Regions from separate parts of the Homo sapiens genome. Here region 2 is linked to region 1. Evidence: chromatin loops called from intact Hi-C (ENCODE). Cell type or tissue: ovary. All regions are shown on one strand. Links, peaks and the distances in the headings refer to the core of each region. The heading gives the core; the rest is flanking DNA. Region 1 holds the start of LINC02073 (long intergenic non-protein coding RNA 2073). Region 2 has its middle 45 kb from the start of LINC02072.

Evidence for each region. Peaks named below come from ENCODE experiments on the same cell type or tissue, not always from the same donor. Only the 100,000 strongest peaks of a DNase experiment are listed, where the experiment ranks them.
Region 2: a loop joins it to region 1, with 6 times the contacts of the local background. A loop is called at or near these places in 5 of 110 quality-filtered maps.

Annotation. Positions count from the first base shown.
Region 1 is chr17:51,430,543-51,440,294 of GRCh38, reverse strand. It overlaps LINC02073 (long intergenic non-protein coding RNA 2073), which reads right to left and starts at 4,868. Exons shown (of 3, transcript NR_146897.1): 1 at 4,599-4,868; 2 at 1-62. In ovary, for the core only: no CTCF peak of the experiment used is centred there; a DNase peak (open chromatin) is centred at 4,467.
Region 2 is chr17:51,376,653-51,386,404 of GRCh38, reverse strand. No RefSeq gene overlaps it. Among named protein-coding and RNA genes, the nearest start is that of LINC02072, 45 kb to the right of the region's middle. In ovary, for the core only: no CTCF peak of the experiment used is centred there; no DNase peak of the experiment used is centred there.

The sequences.
Region 1 (9,752 bases), core at 1,107-9,106:
TGAATCCTGGCTTTGCTCTGTGTCCTTCACCAATTCACAGAATCTCTCCAAGCTTCGACTTCCTGTGTATAAAGTAGGAAAATAAAATAATTCCATGGGGCCAACATGAGGATTAACTAAGTGTTGAAAGGGCCTGATGCTGTGTTTCCTCCACAGTGGCCTCTGGATGTGTGGTCACTTCTGCTCTGCTCTGCAGTTGTGTTGATGGCAAGGAACTCAGTGATGGGGAGTCCTTCCAGCACTTTGACCTGACCCCTTTCTCAAACCTAAGTTGACACTGCATGGCTTTGCTCCATCTCTCTTGGCTGTGGCAGCGTGTGGCCAGAGGCCCTGGCCCATTTTCATCTGGCCTCAGCAATAGATGCCTGGTCCACGGGCCAGCTCTCCAGTAGGAAAGCCAGTCCTCATCTTCAGAGCTCTGCCACCAACACGAAGCAATTAAGCCCAACTTCACATCGTATGGATGCATCCGGACTAAGTGGGAAAAGCTTCTGGGGAATTCACTACTTGCTGAAAACAGAATCCTCTTAACCCTGCTTCATCTCCCTTCCTACCCGCCCTCCCCAGTCCTCACAGTTCAGTAATTTAATAGGAAGGAAACAGAACCAACAGGAAACGGAGCTGCCTGTCTGTTTGCAATAAACACAATAGAATCTCACTTCAGAACAAATCCAGGAGCACAGGCTCGGCTATGAGTCATGCCTACTGATGAAGCATCTCCCTTCCCCACTGCAGCAATGAGGCCCTCCCCAAGACCAGGAAAGGCATGCAGAGAAAGCACATAAGCACATGAATTCTGCAGTGTGTGTGTGATGTTGGCCTGTCTGCTCAGCCTTCTCTCTGTCAGATAGAAAACATCAGAGCAGACCAATAACTTCTGGAGGCCTTGAACAAGTTAGCTACTCTATGCCTCAATGCCCTATTTGTTAAGCAGAGGTAGTAAGAGTACATTACCACATAAGGAGGTTGTGAGGATTGAGTGAGTTAATACATAAAGCACTTAGGACAGTACCCGGGATATACTTACTACTATACAAGAGTGCCATGTTTTTGTTGTCATCATCATTATTATTATCCTCAGTCTCTGCTCCTTATTTGGGGACCCCAGAGACAGATGAGATCCAACACAGCACTATTATCCAAGCTTTCATTATTGTAATCACAATCAAAGCCAATGATGATTGAGAACTGACTGTGTGTATGTTTCTTCATTCTCTATGGCCATTCTGTGTGGCTCAATATTATCTCCATTTTATAGAAAAGAAAACAGGCTTAGGGAGTTTGGGAGACCTATCCAAGGACACCAATAAGCAAAGGAGCCACTAGATGTCACATCCAATTTGGCTTAGGTCTCTTCACTCCAGAGCCTGAATGTCACTGGGTGGCATGGCCTGCATTTCCCAGCACTTCCAGAAATTTCTGAAACACAGAGCACATTTCTTGCCACAATGGGGTTGCAAACAACAGAAAGTGATTTTGCCTAACTTAAGCAAAAAGGGATACCAGGGAAGGAGAGGCTCTGGGAATCCACTGGAAGGCTGGGACCCAGGCCTGGATGCTGCTAGGGGGCACAGACAGTTCCTGGAGACAGGAAGAACAGAAATGGTCCTACCGCAGGAGTGGCAGGTCCAGGCATCACCAATGGATGACGTTTGCAACCTTCTCGCATTTGCTCAAGGTTCAAATTCTAGGGAAAAAAGCATCTCTTTGGCAGGGTTTGGGTCACATGTCCCCTTCATGTTTATTGGAAGTCAGAGATCTTCCAGACTAAAGACACTGGACAAAAGGTAATTATCCCAAAGGATACCAAGGCGCTGTTAGGAATGAGACATGGATGCCAGAGGGCCCCAAGGCATGCTTGCCGGCACCACGAGGCTTCCAAGAGTTTTCACATCACGGCACACGAGGAAAAGAGTGAGTCCTCTAATAGGGGGTGAGTCAAGTTACCTTGGGTGTGACAGAGCTAAACAAGAATCCTAATGTGCTAGAGTTTGAAGGAATCTTGGAATTATCTCATCTAGCCTCCCCCCTTCCCTTTTTTTTACAGACAAGGAAATTAAAAATGGTGGGTTACCAGAGCCGCACCACATGTTGGTGGTAGAGCCAGGACAAACAAAGGATTCTGCAGCCCATCAGCACCTCTTCCACTAAAATACTAATGATCTCCCCCTATCCAGAAGCGTTGCCACCCATTCCAAACACCAAGTCAGGCCACCGTGCAGTCCCAGAGATCTTTCTGGGGTCTGGAAAATCAGGTCAGTCATCTACTCTAGAGCCTCCCTTTCCTGAGCAGCCAGCCAGAGATGCCTTTAGGGGAAGCAGAGAACCAGAGAAAGGGGTAGTTCAGCCAACCTCGAGACACCTGTCCACACACATTGGCTCTGAATAGGGAGAAGAGTTGTTGCTCGTGCCTTTCCCCTTCTCCATCTCCCTCCCAGGCTCCTGTGATCCTTTGCTGTATCCTCCCATCCCTGAAGGGGTCCTCATCATTCACTGTAACCAGACTTCCCAGTATTCTGATGTGGGGGAGTCTGGGGGTTCTTTCGGCTGAGACACATCCAGGTGTCACACTTAGATAAAGATGGCTCTGTCTGTTCTTGGTGTTTTGAGTTGTGACATCTGGACTGCCATTGCTAGTGCTCTAATTTAGAATTTGCATCCCCACAGAGGCGAGCAGGGGAGTGGCGGGTGGGGCGGAATATGTGCTCCCAGGTGCTAAAGGGGTGGCCCCTGCCAAAAAAATTAATAAATGCTAGTTTTTGCAAATTCTAGCTCAGCTATGTACCTATAAGGAATGTGGGCACAACCATATATGACATTACCCAGGGGCATCATTAACCTGTCGACTCCATGCATTCCTTGTTTATATACTAAGTCAGGGTCACGCAGATAAAAGTCTACAAAATAGGGTGCAGTGTATACTGCCCAGGTGATGGGTGCATCAAAATCTCACGAATCACCCCTAAAGAACTTACTCATGTAACCAAACACCACCCGTTCCCCCAATAACCTATGGAAATAAAACATTTAAAAAAAAATTACATATCACCTAGTCAAACTTCTGGATGGGGAAGAAAATTCATTGCTCCAAACGCTTTATAAAAAGCTTCTGAGGCCAGGCACGGTGGCTCATACCTGTAATCCCAGTACTGTGGGAGGCCAAGGCAGGTGGATCAACTGAGGTCAGGAGTTCAAGACCAGCCAGGCCAACATGGCAAAACCCCAACTCTGCTAAAAATACAAAAAAAAAAAGAAAAAAATTAGCCAGGAGTGGTGGTGCACGCCTGTAGTCCCAGCTACTCGGGAGGCTGAGGCAGGAGAATGGTGTGAACCCAGGAGGCGGAGCTTGCAGTGAGCTAAGATCGTGCCACTGCACTCCAGCCTGGGCAACAGAGCGAGACTGTCTCAAAAAAAAAAAAGAAAAACAAAAACGCTTCTGAGAGTGTTGATGCTGCTACCAGAACAATGGCTTAGACAAGAGCAGACTTTCTCTGAGAAGGCAGAAAGGAATTAATACATTGCTCTTCCTCCTTTCCAAATGCAGTAAAGCTTGTGTTCCCATATATTAAAATGGGGCACTCTTCAAAATTTTCAAGATCATCACAAGCAATAAAACACTGAGACACTGTCACAGATGGGAGGAAGCTAAGGACCTCTGACAACTACACACAACATGGGATCCCAGATTGGTTCCTGGAACAGAAAAAAAGACATTCGTGGAAAAGCTGGTGAATTCTGAAGTCTGTAATTAATAGTATTGTACCAAAAAAGGTGAACAGCAAAGCAAGCTGGATGAAGGACATTTGGGAATTCTGCACTATCTTTACAACTTTCCTGAAAATTCAAACTAAAAAGTTAATTAAAGTGGGGAAGAGATCTCAGATAGGGCAAAGGATGGACCACCCCTTGGTACTAAGCCCAGCATGGGTGTGAAGGGAAGCCTTGGATGAGGCACATCTAAGAGACAATCTAGCTCAACCTCACTCAGGCCTTGAACGTTCAGAAACACTTTGGCAGAAATGCCAGAGAAAGGAAGCAAAGAAAATGCCGAGAGTTACTCGAGTTAACAAGCAGCACCAGCAAAAAACCCAGGAGAGATCATGGGGACTTATCTCATCCTTGTGAAAATACAAAGCAAAAAAAAACATCAGGCTGGGCCAGCTTGGGTGGTAAGCTCCCAGATTTAAAAAAAGAAGAAAAAATAAAAAAAATTCTGTGATATTTAGTAAAGGAAAACCTTAAAATTTTAAAGTATTAAAAAGGGAGCCAAGGGGTCAGGCAAACAAAGGGTGGAGAGGGGACCAAGATAAGCACCGGTGTCCTCTGGTCACAGGAGAGCAGAAATCAATCTGACTGTGCAAACAAACTCCCTGAAAGCCAAGCATGCCCTTGCCAAGTCCAACTCACCATTCTGAGGCTCCCTACCGGATTGACTGCTGGTAAATATCATGACTGCACAGCGCCCCACGTGGTGAGTAGGCTGAGTCTTGCATAGGGGCTCCCCTGGCTGTACATCTAGAGCTTGGAAAATCGCAAAACCCCACACACTCCCCAGCATCTCCACCTACAATCTGCAGCCACCTCTTGGCTGAGCTCACCCAAAATACTTTCAGCTGAAAAGCAAAGGTAGCAAAAACTCCAGGAGGTGGCCTTTGCATCCAGGACACATCGCAGAGTCTGTAAGCTTTGACTCTCGGTTTTTCTTCATTTTCCACACATTTATTTGTTCATCCAGCAGCTGCGTAACTGCCCAATGGGTTCACCTTGCCCGCTGCCTAGACACAGCTGATATATCAAGACAGGGGAATTACAATAGAGAAAGAGTAATTCACTGCAGAGCCTGCTGTGTGGGAGACCGGAGTTTTATTATTACTCAAAGGATCAGAGTTTTTAAGGACAACTTGGTGGGTGGGGGTAAGCCAGTGAGCCAGGAGTGCTGATTGGTTAGGTTGGAGATGAAATTTTAGGAAGCTGAAGCTGTCCTCTTGTGCTGAGTCAGTTCCTGGGTGGCGGCCACAAGATCAGATGAACCAGTTTATCAATCTGGGTGGTGTCAGCTGATCCATCAAGTGCAGGGTCTGCAAAATATCTCAAGCAGTGATCTTAGTAACAGTTTAGGGAGGCTCAGAATCTTGTAGCCTCCAGCCACATGATTCCTAAACCATAATTTATAATCTTATGTAATTTATTAGTCTTACAAAGGCAGTCTGGTGCCCAGGCAAGAAGGAGGTTTGTTTTGGGAAAGGGCTGCCATCGTCTTTGTTTTAAACTAGAAACTAAGTTCCTCCCTAAGTTAGTTCAGCCTACACCCAAGAAGGAACACCGCAGCTTAAAGGTTAGACGCAAGATGGAGTCAGTTAAGTTAGATCTCTTTCACTGTCTCAGTCATTATTTTGCAACAGCAGTTTCAGCTGCACAAGCTGATTCTCAGAATTCTTGCAGATTTGATCTTAACTTCATTAACTAGCCTGCCAAGTTATGCCATTAGATATGAGTTCTAAATTTCTTTTCAAAGAATCAATATGTCAGTATATTCAATTCTTTGCCTTCTACTTTTAAACTTCATCATAAAGCAACCTTTTTGTATTACCTGCTCCACCCTCATTTCAATCACCTGCTCCACCCTGACTCATTCCGATTACTGCTCCACCCTGACATTCCAATTATCTGCCACCTGTTCTGCCCTGACTCATCCTCCTCACTGCATAACCACGTTTTCCCACCAAACCACTCGCCCTGTCACGCTCTTTAAATTAGCCAATCAGAATTAATTTAGCCTGTGCAGTCTAATCCTAGCCAATAGGGGAACAACACAGCAGCAGTGGCCACAGCCCTTTCCCTCCCTTGTCCAGGTGTGTGCTCACCGTTGCTCCATCTGTAAGGACTCACCTTTCTATAGAAATACGTTGCCTTGCTGAGAATTAAAAAGAAAATTTTACATTCAAGTGCTATTTCTTTTGTGGCACCAAAACGTTATAATACCCATCTCAGAGTTAAGGAAGCCGATGGTCAGTAATGTTAGTTAAGCTCAGGTGACTAACAAGGGGCAAAGTTGGGGCAAAAATAGGTCAAACTTGAGGGTCAAAATTGTGTCCTCAACATCATAGTAGTGAATTGCTTACCATGTGTAAGGCTATGGGAGAATATAGACAACTTTTTTTTAATGGTCCCTGTCCTCAAACAGATAAACAAAGAGACCAAAAATGCCCACATATAATTCAATCGAATAAACATTTATTAATAATTAAATCTAAATGATAGAAGTGGGACATGAAATTGCAATGGAAGTTTAAATGGATTCTTAAACTATAAGAGGCATGCTCTAAGAAAAAAGTTAACATGCAATTAAAATTCCAAATTATTCTGGCAAAACTGGAGGGACAAGATCACTATTTCACTTGTGTAATTGTTGGAGAGATATATTTAACTATGTATATTAAATGTAAACACAGTAGAATATGAATTCATATTAGAACTTCTAATTCACTGGAGAGGAAGAAAAAGGAATAAACTTTATCAACCTAACAAAAATAAGTAAAGCAGAAATGAGGGAACCAATAGAAAGTGTAATAAACAGAAAGCATAAAATTAAATGGCAGGAGTGAGACCAAACCTCCTGGATGCCAAATTCATGTGAGAGGGTTAAATTCCACTGTGAAATGATAAAGGTCCTTGGGGATGGGTTGGAAAAACAAAAATCCAATTATATGCAATTTATAAGAGATGGACCTAAAACAAAATGATACAGGGAAGGTGAAAACAATTGGATAAGCAAACATGTATCAGACAAAAGCAAACAAAAAGAAACATGGATAGAGATATTAAGGGCTAAGAATAGAATGTTAGGCCAAAAATTTAAACAGTTTAAAGAAAGGATATTCTTAATGATAAAAGGGCACTCCATGAAGAAGTAGCTATAGTCATGAAATGTATGCAGTGAACAATCTACAAGGCAAAGGCTCTTAGAAATGCAAGGCAAATTCAATTTAAAAAAAAAAAAAAAAAAGCACAGTGAGAATCCAAAACATCACTCTTCAAATTTTGTAGATTAAACAGACAAAAGAAGTATAGACATCATTTTGGCAACATAATTATCAATCCTGATTTAATAGATATGTAGAAAGAGAACCATGTACACTAAAAAGGAAAATATATTCTTTTTTTTCTTTTTTTTGAGATAGTCTTGCTCTGTTGCCCAGGCTGGAGTGCAGTGGCACGATCTTGGCTCACTGCAAGCTCTGCCTCCCAGGTTCATGCCATTCTTCTGCCTCAGCCTCCAGAGTAACTGGGACTACAGGCGCCTGCCACCACACCACGCCCAGCTAATTTTTTTGTATTTTTAGTAGAGACGGGGTTTCACCATGTTAGCCAGGATGGTCTCGATCTCCTGACCTTGTTATCCCCTGCCTCGGCCTCCCAAAGTGCTGGGATTACAGGCATGAGCCACCATGCCAGGTCCCATAAAATATATTCTTTATTCCCATAGAAGACTTAAAAATAGGGACCATGTACTTAACCACATATGTTATTTTCTAAAAAGTTAGTATTTTACAGGTCATGCTAATTGACTATAATTATGCAAATTCAGAAGCTAATAATTAACAGATAAGCAAACAAAAAATTTTAATCATTGGGGAAACCTGAAAATTATCCTTTAAATAACTCGGGAATTTTTTTAATTATTAGAAATAAAATGACAAAATTGCCGGGTACAGTGGCTCAAGCCTGTAATCCCAGCTACTTGGGAGGATAAGGTAGGAGGATCACTTGGGCTCAGGAGTTTTAGATCAGCCTGGGCAACAAAGTAAGATCCCATCTCTAAAAAAATAAAAATTAAAAAATTAGCCAGATGTAGTGGTGCATGCCTGTAGTCCCAAGTGCTCGGTAGATTGAGGTGTAAGGATAGCTTAAGCCTAGAAGTTCAAGGCTGCAGTGAGCTATAATCACACTACTGCACTCCAGCCTAAGTAAAAGAGCAAGACCTTGGTCTCTAAAAAGAAAAAAAACAAGAAAGATAAAATTATTTAGGGCTAAAAAAAATTAGATCACTTCTTTTCAAACTCTTTGGGATATGGCTAAACCCATACTTAGAGGAAAATTCAGTCTTAAATTATTTATTAATAACTATCAGAAAGATTTTAAAACAAATTACGTAAATAATGAGCACATGAGAAAATATTCAACATCATTAATCTTCAGAGAAATTTAAACCATGATAAAATACCACTACATACCTGCTTAAATTGATAAAATGAAAAAGACATCATGTAATGGAAAAGATAGACACCATTGAAGAGGATGTTGAGTAACCAGAACTCTCGTACTTATTGGTAAGAATGTAAAATGGTTGTAACCAACTTTGGAGAACTGTTTGGCAGTTTCTTAATAAGTTAAATGTACATCTACCCTATAAGGTTGAAATTTTACTTCTAAGTTTTTGTGATTTAATTAATTATTTTAAAGTGTTTAGAATGGGGCCTGGTACACAGTATAGGGTCAATAACTAATAGTCATTATTATTTCAAAAGAAAGGAGTCTGTGGCTTATACTCCAGGTGATTTGGTAAAGTTAAGCTCTCGTTCCCTATTAGAAGGTCTTGTACTTTAATGATGAGATCACTTATCAAGTAGTGTGAGCACCCCAACCTCACTAGGAGACTTTACTTCTGTCTTTTTCTATGAACAGTAACAGAAAACATCTTAACAGGGATGATACCCACTAGGCCATCTGAGCCAGAAAACAGGTGTAAAACCTAAATGTCCTATTGCCATTTCCTCCAATCTCCTTTCCCAAAATGCAGGGACCAGCTGAAGGCAGAAGATCAATGCTGAGGGGCACTGACAAGTCCCTTGCTTATCTGCAAGCTGAAAACATTTCGCCCATGCCCTTATCTGTGAATATCCATCCATGGAGGGCAGCACGATGTAGAGAAAGCAGCAGGTACTTGGGTGGAGTCCACCGGGTCTGAATTCCAGCACTGTGGCCTGGGCCAGTCCCTGCACCACCTCCCCCACTGGGATAACCAAGAGGATGACAGGCACCTGAGATATTTCACCCAAAGCAGCCCCCAGGACATGGCTTGTGATACATTTTAATTCTCTTGTTTAGTCAGATCTTTCTCAGTTGCAAGCATCTCCTTTGAAATTTTAATTGCCTGTATTGTTTGAATTTTGCTTACAATGAGCATGTATCACTATATAATCAGAAGAATCAACAAAGATATTCCCTCTACTTGGGGGAAAAAAACACAATTACTCTGGACAAATAACCTTCTAAGCATTGATCAGCTAATCCCTTGATGAGGCAGGCTGGATAAGGGTGTATGGGATGGGCGGGCAACGAAAACTGTCAACAATAACAACACCACCTTACAGTTGCATAACACTTGTCCATATACAAGGCATTTTCAAGCATGTGATTTTGATTTGTTCTAACAACAAAGCAGCACAAGCTCTTCTTCCCTCCAGGTATCTGCCCTCCCCTCCCTTACTGCAGGGTTCTGTGGCCCCATCAGAGAAGCTGTCAGTGGCTGTTTGAATAGACACAACTTTCTCTCCATTACGCCATCCTCCATCCTGCTCTGTATCCGTCCAGAGCACTGATCACTACCTGAACCTAAATACACACAGATCTATATTTATATCTTTTTTTATTTATCTAGATAAATCTAGCACCCAGTACGTGTTAAGAATTAAATAAAAAGGAAAGAAACATGAAAGGTGGCTCAACAGTCAAGGAGAGGTATATTTTAG
Region 2 (9,752 bases), core at 511-8,510, 53 kb after region 1:
ATGTCAATAACCACGTGAGGCTAGCGGCTGCCATAATGGACAGCGCAATAGAGTGTCTCCCATTACATCAGTCTGTCGTTCAACAAATGTGGGGGCCTACTGGGGTGAGGCCCTGTTCAAGGAGATTGAATAAGTCATGCCTAGTCCCTTTCCTCACAGAGTATGGGGCTAAGTGGGTGACACAGACACTCATGGTTCCCATGCATGGTACCATGAAGGACAGACAGGCTGGTAAGGGAGAGCATCACTGTGGCTCCTCATTCAGATGGAGAAGTCCTCTCAGGAAAAGGGGGCAGCAACAAAGCCAGGAAACAACGGTGGGACCCGAGGCCAGGGTATCTGCAGGCCCAGGCTTGAGGGAAGACAAGGACCAGGAGATGAGGCTGCGCAGGTGGGCAAAACCACATTGTCAGGGCCTCTTGGCCAGCCTGGGAGTTTATATTCTACTGTCAGTGGCACAAGCAGATTTCCATTTTAAAATGGGAATTAGGCTGGGTGCAGGAGCTCACACCTGTAATCCCAGCACTTTGGAAGGCCAAGGCGGGCGGATCACCTGAGGTCAGGAGTTCAAGACCAGCCTGACCAACATGGGGAAACGCCGTCTCCACTAAAAATATAAAAATTAGCCAGGCGTGGTGGCAGGCGCCTGTAATCCCAGCTACTCGGGAGGCTGAGGCAGGAGAATCGCTTGAACCCGGGAGGTGGAGGTTGTCGTAAGCCGAGATCGCAGCACTGCACTCCAGCCTGGGCGACAAGAGTGAAACTCAGTCTCAAAAAAAAAAAAAAGAAGAAGAAACGTGAATTAAACTCCAGTTGTGTGGAGAATGACGTGAAGAAGGCAGAGTGAACGGGTGAAGATTTGCAGGGGACTGCCCCAGCTCTAGGGGCGAGTGACGGTGACTCGGGCCATGCTGGAGGCGGCTGAGGCGGCATGACCAGGTCACGGTTGTTTATGGGAAGAGTCGCTGTGGTTGTGGGAGGGGACAGAAAGGGATGCGGGAGCGGGCCTAGAGGAGCCCATGTGAGGGGAAGGATGGCGGATGGATCCCGCCAGTGATCTGGGTCAGCGCTGCAGCTTCTCGGATCTGGGTCAGCGCTGCAGCTTCTCGGATCTGGGGATCTGTTCTCCACCCAATCTTGGAAGGCACGAGGGATGCAGGGGTCGTCCCTTCAGCTCCCGTTGGATGCTCCAGAGCCTGAGCCCCTGTCCAGCTTACTACGCAGCAGCAGCACTCTCTGGTGGCCCAGCCCCCTTTCCCCACCCCACATACCCATCTCACTCCAATCTGGGTTTTCACCGCAGGTCCTTACTTTCACCTGGAGTTCTTGTCACCAATGAATGTCTCTCCAGGCCCCATCTCCTCGACACCCCACCCCCCAGAAGCCTGTCCTGTGTTTTCCAGAGCAAAGACCCCCACGCTTAGGACAGGGCTGGGGGCTCAGGGTTAAGGGGCTGGGCATGGGAGTGGGCTGGATTCAGAGCGAGGGCTGCGTTTCCAGGATGAAAATGTAGCTGGAAGTCCAGGGAAGAGACAACATCCCAGAGTCCGCAACGGAGGGAGGGGAGCAAGAACAGACCCCAGGCAGGATGGAAGGCTGAGGAGGCCACGGGCAGAGAGCCCCTTCAAGAGGCTCCTCGGGAAGACTCCCCGGGCCAGTGGCACACAGGCAGGGGCCTTTTATGGCCTGTCTATGAAGGAGCTCTGGGCTGAAACAGAGCCCCTAAAACCACCTCAAGGGAAACATTTAACTCTGGTGAAATGTAAACTCTAAAAGGCTGGGCTGTTTTCCTTTACACAGAAAAGGCGCCGCACCCCAAACTCCGCAAAAGCCTCCCTACCTGGGACCACGTGGTCAGCGTCCACACTCTGAAGGAGCTGGTGCTCTGGGGCAGCATGGTCATGGCCATGTCTCTCAGATCCAGCCAGTCCATGGGCACGGCCATGACCCCTAACACTGCCCGAGGCTTCACTCGGCGCCTCCCTAGACCCGGATGAGCTTGTGTTGGTCTTTTCTCCTTCCCATAACCTGACCGTTGAACCGGTCTGAGCTCCCAGGTGTGTACCCTTTTCTCCATCTGGGGTAGGGGGTTCCCATCTGAGTGGCTCAACTAAGAGGATGCCAGTTTAGGCATATCTGGGAAATCTAAGGAATCAGTGTTCTGTGTGCAAAAAGGAAACAGGGGCCTCCTGGGATGTAGGGATGTCAACTTAAGAGAAAATGTGATATATAAACTTTTGGAAAGAGAATGTTTCTGGAAAGGTTGGTGAAGGTAGGGTGATTCTGACCACAGTCCCAGAAAGAGGAGTTGGCTGGAATAAGAGCCCCATGACAATCTCTGCAAGGTGGTGTGAGCAGAAGCCAGACCCTTGCTTTGCAGCTTATGTTCCATGCTCCAGTGTGACACACACAGCATAAATGCCACCTCCTCCAGAGGACCTCCCAGTAACCCACACTAGGTAAATTCTCCTTGCCGTATGTTCCCACAGGATCCTGTGCTTCCCTCTCAGCATTTATCAACTTTCTCTAGCACTTGCCTGTCGGCTTACCCACCTCTCTGCTGGACGGAACCATTATGAGCCCACAGGCCACATCCGTCTTGTTTGCTGTTGTATGCCCAGCACCTGCAACAGTGCCTGGCACAGGACTTGGAAAGTCATGATGCAAGTGTAGACACTTTCCCCATTTCAGTGAGGAACAAAGTTCCTTCCTAGGGAAGACACCTGCACTACCCACTGACATCCAGTGCCGAAGACCTCCTCAAGGAGCTGGCAGGAACTCAGGAGAAGTTTCAGTGACTACAGTTCTGCAGGCAGGAATAAAAGCAAAGGAAAGCTGCATGCATGTGCCTGCAACCCTGAAACTGGCCTAGTTAGGAAGCAACTACAACACACACTAGAACATCCTAAGCAAAGGATACCAAGGTCAGAGCCACATCTCTCCCATCATAGGTTAAAAATGCAGGGACTAAGTTGTTGCAGATGGATGTATAGAAAAGTAAAGCTTCTAGGCCCGGCGTGGTGCCTCATGCCTGCAATCACTTTGGGAGGCCGAGGCAAGTGGATCACCTGAGGTCAGGAGTTCGAGACCAGCCTGACCAACATGGCGAAACCCCGTCTTTACTAAAAATACAAAAATTAGCTGGGCATGGTGGTGGGCACCTGTAATCACAGCTACTAGGGAGGTTGAGGCATGAGAATTGCTTGAACCCAGGAGGTGGAGGTTGCAGTGAGCCGATATCATGCGACTGCACTCCAGCCTGGGTGACAGAGCAAGACTCCATCTCAAAAAAAAAGTAAAGTTTCTAATAGAAGCAACAACATTTCTTCAGCTTTACAGACACTGTCAGATACCACGACAATATTCATTGTCTTTTCTCCTGAGTTAAATCATTTTTCCTCAGCCACAGGACCATCAGTTTAGAATCTGATGTGCAGCTATCAGAGAGAATAACAGACACTTGCTGCTCCAAACTTGACTCCTAAAATAAGATAATAATTCCTTTGACACCTCAGAGAATATTCCATCAGTTGGTCAAAAATGGATGAAGCCATCTAAATATATTTCCAGAACTCAGCAAGGGTTGATTTAAGCACATTTGTTTTAAAGAATTGGAGAAGCAGGTAGGGAGGAGACTGCTGATTCTTAAGCCAAGAAAAGTCATGAATTTACTACTTGACCGCAGGCTAAAACCATATTAATTTTATTTCAAATGTATGTATTCAAGCTAAGAGAGGGTGTCGTGAAAGGTTTAAATCTTAAATCAAATGTTCTTTACAATAAGGTCATTAGTGACAGGCTGAAATGTTGCAAGGGATGTATTACATGATGGATGTTTGTCATTTATTCAAAGAAAAATGCTACAGTGAGCCTAAAGGGTCATTTCTCCAGCCACAAAGTATTCTCAAGGGGCAAAGCTGCCAAGCAATGAAATCCAAATTGCTCTCCTCCCCTTCTCACCATGTTAATTACTCCTGAACTTTGCAAGGACAAGCATTCTGCTCTCAATCAGCGGTCTCCCACATTGCCAAAGGAAGTTATAGCCAGTATGTTTGAACATGTGCTCTTCAGGAGATCACCAAACCCCAGAAAAGGGAGAAGGAAGAAGAACCTTACATCATCAGAAATGTCTGGAGGCTTTCCCTGAGCATGAGATTTTTGGACACTTTTACATGTTCGTATTTGGGAATAACTAAAGTAACCAAGGATATCACTGGGCCAGAGGTGGATGTGGGTTCCAATTCTACCTGTTAGTACATGACCTGTCATGGGACCATTAAGTAACAATACCACTGCTATGTCCCCCAGCACCTAAAACAGTGATAATCAGATAGTTGCAGAATCTCCCTGAAGTCCCCATGAACAATCTAGGGTTGCACAGAACAGAGTTAAAAAACAACTAGGGAATTTGAGATTGCATGGGTGTAGGCAAGGTTAAGACCTGACCCTACCACTTCCTAGCTGGGTGACCACGGATAAAATGTGTAGCTAAGTAAACAGCCTTTCCCTAGTGCCCCACAACTCCTCCCAGAATCCCCTTCTTTGTCCCAAAGCCTGCTGGTATCCCCACTGTCAAGTAACTATAATAATCAGCTAGCAACCGTGGTTGCAATAAGCAGAATACCACTCATATATATACAGTCTACAAAGCATTTTCAGCATACATTATCTCACATCTTTCTCCTGACAGTCTCTTGATGGAGGGAGCACAGGGCTACTTCCCTATGTTATAGGCCAAGAAGAGCTCAGAGAGATGAAACCCAAAACCACACAGCAAAGAGATGTGCCAGGACTAATACTGGGAGCTCCAATGTTCTCTTTCTACACTGTGCCACCTCCTCACTCAGCACCTAGCAGTGCCCACCAGTCACCTGGCATACACAGGAGTTTATAACCATGTCACAGTCTACTCCAGGAGGCCTGTAGGAAGCCTGTGGTCCCAGGGGAAATGACTGCCCTGGGCTGGGCTTTATGAAGGATGTCGTCTATAATAAAATAAAGCCAGGGCTGTCCTTGGAGCAAATAAATTGGCTCTTGCATCACACTCAAACCTTTTCTTGAATATTACAAATGAGAGTTCATGGATGTCCATAGAAATGGCCATATCATGGTGATACTGCTGCTCTGGGCTCCTCTGGTCAACTATCTTCCACAATATTGGATTTTCTGTTCTGAAACCGCATGGAAAAGTCATTATAGAAATGATAATTCTCTACGCTCATTGTAAGTTGCCAAGATGAACAAGTCACCTTTGATATCATATTCAACTGGCATTTGGTATGGAAAAAAACTTTGTAATTTACAAGTCTTGGACTGGCAACATTGAGCTACATTAGCCAAGCACAAAATCTGGAAAGTCTAATGGCAGGGCAGCCTCTTCTCTTCACATACATTGAAAAAACAGCTCTTCAGGACCACTCCCTCCCTGCTTATTTATGTCTTTCCAGACTGCTAGAGTCAGAGCCAGGCACCCTCAGTGTCTAATAGTCTTATAAGTGGTCAGCCTTGGCTAGGATTTGGGAGGCTCTTGCTCCTGTCCTGGAGGACTCCATGTACCTGATCTTTTCTGCCAGGAGGGACCTCAGGGATGGTTTTATCTTATAGCCTCGTTTTACAGATGAGAAAACTGAGGCCAAAAGAGTTGAAGGCCCTTGCCCAGAGACAATCAGCAATTTAAGATATGAGCTTAGATGTTGTTAAAGAGACACACTAAATGAACCAAAGCAGCACGTGTTTCTCCTAATTCCCCATGCAATAATATATTCAATCGCTTTTCTTTCTTTAGGGTAAGCATAACTCTTTTGTGCCACCAAGCTAAGCTCTGGGCCTGATATGATCCTTGCATCAATAGAACAAAAGACACACATGATTAGTCTCATTTTATAGATGAGGACGCTGAGATGGAGTTGTCCAAGGCCACACAACAAAGAAGCAACAGAACCGGAATCCAAATATAGTTTGGCTTAGCTCCCAAATATGTTCATTCTCCTTCCTCAACCTGTGGAGTATACAGAGACCTCAGCTGGGTTGTTCTGGAGGCGGGCACTCACCTGGAATTTGGAAGTACAGTTCCAGGTATGCTGCTGAGCACCTGGTCCTTGCTCTCCCAGAAAAGAACCCTTTCTGCTTAGCTGTCAGGGGAGCCTGCAGCAGCCAGATGCTTACAGACCACCTGAAGATGTGGAAGCCATTCTCCTGAATGCCCAGAAGGTGCCTTTTGTGAACAGAGTAGCTGGGAATCTCTACCTCTAACCTGCCACCACCATTACTTAGCCCCTTTCCTCTGGCACTGGGAAGCCAGTCAACTGCAAAGACTTCTGTCAGGAGAGTAGAAAAGCTCCTGCACCAAGAAATGGGGCGAAGGTCTAAGACGGACATGAGACTCAGACCCATGTGATTCAGACTGCCACCTGAAACCTGCCTCGCACTGGCACAAATGCCCTCCACACCAGGCAGCCCGCCTCCCCTGGGCCCTGGGCTCCATGCTTCTGGAGTCTGCTCAGTGAGAGGAATGGCAGACCGCCTCTGTATGCTGGTGCAAAAAGGAAAGCAATTGATTTTGTTTGGGAGAATTTTATGTTAGTCCTTTTTATTATCTCAAGAAGGGTCCTGGAATCTACTAAAGCAAAATCAATTACAACCATGCTGAGGGAGGCCAGAGCAGCCCTTTGGCTTTGAGCAAGAGGCAGGTCTCCAGATGAGAAACCTAGCCTTTGAGTGGCTGCTGGTCTTCTCTCTGCTGCCTTGGACTCATGTCACCCTCTGCTCTCTATAAAGCTCCTTTGTCACCTGACTGGATAGCCCTGCCCCAAGACCCACAGTTTGGGACAAGGGGGGACACTGGTCCACACTGGACCAATTGATTCCCTCTCCTAGAAATTGAGAAGTGGGATCCTGAGCCAGATAGCCTCTGAATGTGGCTGGAACAGAAGGGACATTAAAATGGTAGCTGGGGAAAGGGCATCTTCTACCATGTGTTCTAAAAAGCAAGGGAAACCTGTCTGAACAGAAAAAGAAGAAACTGATAGATAAAAAGAAACAGAAACAAAAGACAGTGCAAGACTCTGGCAAGTCTTCAGACCCTGGCCCCAGACCCCCTGACTAGGCATGGCTTCCAGAAGGAACTCTCTCAGTTAAGCCGGCCCAAGCTGGTGTGTGCTGTTTGCAACCAAATATTAGAAATATTATTTTTCTTCAGTTTGGTAAATGTAAGAATAATACCCCATAAATGCATTCAGATGTTTTCTTTTTTTTCTTTCTTTGAGATGGAGTCTCGCTCTGTTGCCCAGGCTGGAGTGCAATGACACCATCTCGGCTCACTGCAACCTCCACCTCCCAGGTTCAAGTGGTTCTCCTGCCTCAGCCTCCTGAGTAGCTGGGAATATAGATGTTTCACCACGTTAGCCAGGCTGATCTTGAACTCCTGACCTCAGGTGATCCACCCACCTCAGCTTCCCAAAGTGCTGGGATTACGGGAATGAGCCACTGTGCCCGGCCTCAGTTGTTTTCATTAAGAAACAGGGCCAGGTGCGGTGGCTCACGCCTGTAATCCCAGCACTTTGGGAGTCCTAGGTGGGCAAATCATGAGGTCAGGAGATCGAGACCATTCTGGCTAACACGGTGAAACCCCGTCTTTACTAAAAATACAAAAAATTAGCCAGGTGTGGTGGCATGCGCCTGTGGTCCCAGAGGTGACAGAATGAGACTCCGTCTCAAAAAAAAAAAAAAGAAAAACAACCAAAGAAAGGAACAATATGTTATACAAAATATCCAGAATAGGTAAGTCCACAGAGATAGAAACAGATTGTCGGTTGCCAGGGGGAAGTAGGGCGTGACTGTTTAATAGGCATGGGGTTTTCTTTCGGGGTGATGAAAATTTTTTAGAACTTGATATAACTGCTGGTTGTACAAAATTGTGAATGCACTGAACACCACTGAGTTGTATACTTTTAGATGGTTACTTTTACATTCGGTAAATTTCACCTCGATTTTCCTTAAAAAAAAAAAAAAAGCTTGTTCTACCTATGACTATCAGGAAGGCCCAATAAAGATGCACATTTTGCCAACTAACTTGCTGAAGTACCTAATTCATTTGTCCATTTATTCATTAATGAGAACATAGATACATAGTATTGGCCACTTGCCAAGCACTGTGCTGGGATTACTGTGGTGGCCAAGATAGACATGAATCCTTGCCTTGGAGAGCAAGAGTGGACAATTAGCAAGCTGTAACATTAAAGTACTTGTTTTTGTCCTCCAGCACACATTCTTCCCTTTCTTCCAGCAACAGAACTCTCCTTTTCAACAAATAATGTATTCTCTCTCTGTGATACATAAAGGAGGCTGGTTCTACCCACCCTTTCCAAGAGGTCAGTCAGCCACAATGATTGGTCCGGAAATGGACCCATCCTCCTGGCCACAATGATTGGTTTGGAAATGGACACTTGACCAAAGGTGAACCAATGAGAATATCCCTGGAACTTTTCTACCATTGGTATTCAGAAAGACTCTTCTTTCCACTGATGTTGCTAAGCATGAGATGCTGGGGCCGTCTTGCCCATCATGTGGAGACAACTGGTCCAAGAAGTAGAGAGAAAGAGAGAGGGACCCAGAGCCCTACAATTAGCTGTCCAGTGATATTTCACATTTCCAGTGATGAAGCCAAGAAATTATCTTGCTTTTGTGTTAAGCTAGTTTGAGTTGTGTTTAATCACTTGTATTTAAGATTTTTTTTCATTGCAAGGAGGACAGGGGACTTACTTGATATCGTGGAAGCTCACAACAGGCACATCTATTAGAGCACAGGTTATATGAAGTGCTTTTTCCTATAATTTACATATATATATAGGATTTCAACATTGATTGATTAGTGAACATTTATACTCAAACTGCTGTTGCTATACATCACTTCACTATGATTTCCAAAATGCTTTATGAGACCAAGCACAGTGGCTGATGCCCGTAATCCCAACACTTTAGGAGGCTAAGGCAGGGGGATCGCTTGAGGTCAGGAGTTCAAGACCAGCCTGGGCAACATAGTGAGACCCCATCTCTACAAAAAAAATTTTAAAAATTAGCCAGGCATGGTGGTGCATGCCTGTAGTCCTAACTACTCAGGAGGCTAAGGTGGGAGGATCCCTTGAGCCTAGGAGTTTGAATCTGCAGTGAGCTATGATCATGCCACTGCACTCCAGCCTGGGTGACAGAACGAGACCCTATTTCAAAAAATTAATTATTAATTAATTAAATGTTTTATGACCACTACTGCTTGGGAAACATGACACCACAACATACCATCTCTGAGCCCTTGGAGAACAGTCGGTAAGGGAGCCATTCCTGGGGCCTCTGTGTTTCCAAATCCCTGAGGAAATAGCTGGCCAAAGCCACACAATGGCAGTAGCAGTGCAGGGGTAACCCTCAGTCTCTGGAAGCTCAGAAGAGCCTGAATTGATCATGAACATTTAGCATCCTTCATTACATCCTTCATTCCAGCAGGACTGAGGCTGGTTTCCTAGCAACCCTGCTCCATTCCTGTCCACCCACCCAGAATTGCAGTCCATTCTTCTTCACTAGGTTACTAGAATTACTCCCTGATGGTCAGATTCTCAAAGTCTCCTACCTCCCTCCTCCCTTAACTGCCCCCCCAGGAAGGAAGTTCTCACTATTCATCACACATGACATTTACATACAGCTTCACCATTTATAACATGCTTCCACTCACCTTGCTTCCTCAGATACTCACCGCCACCCTA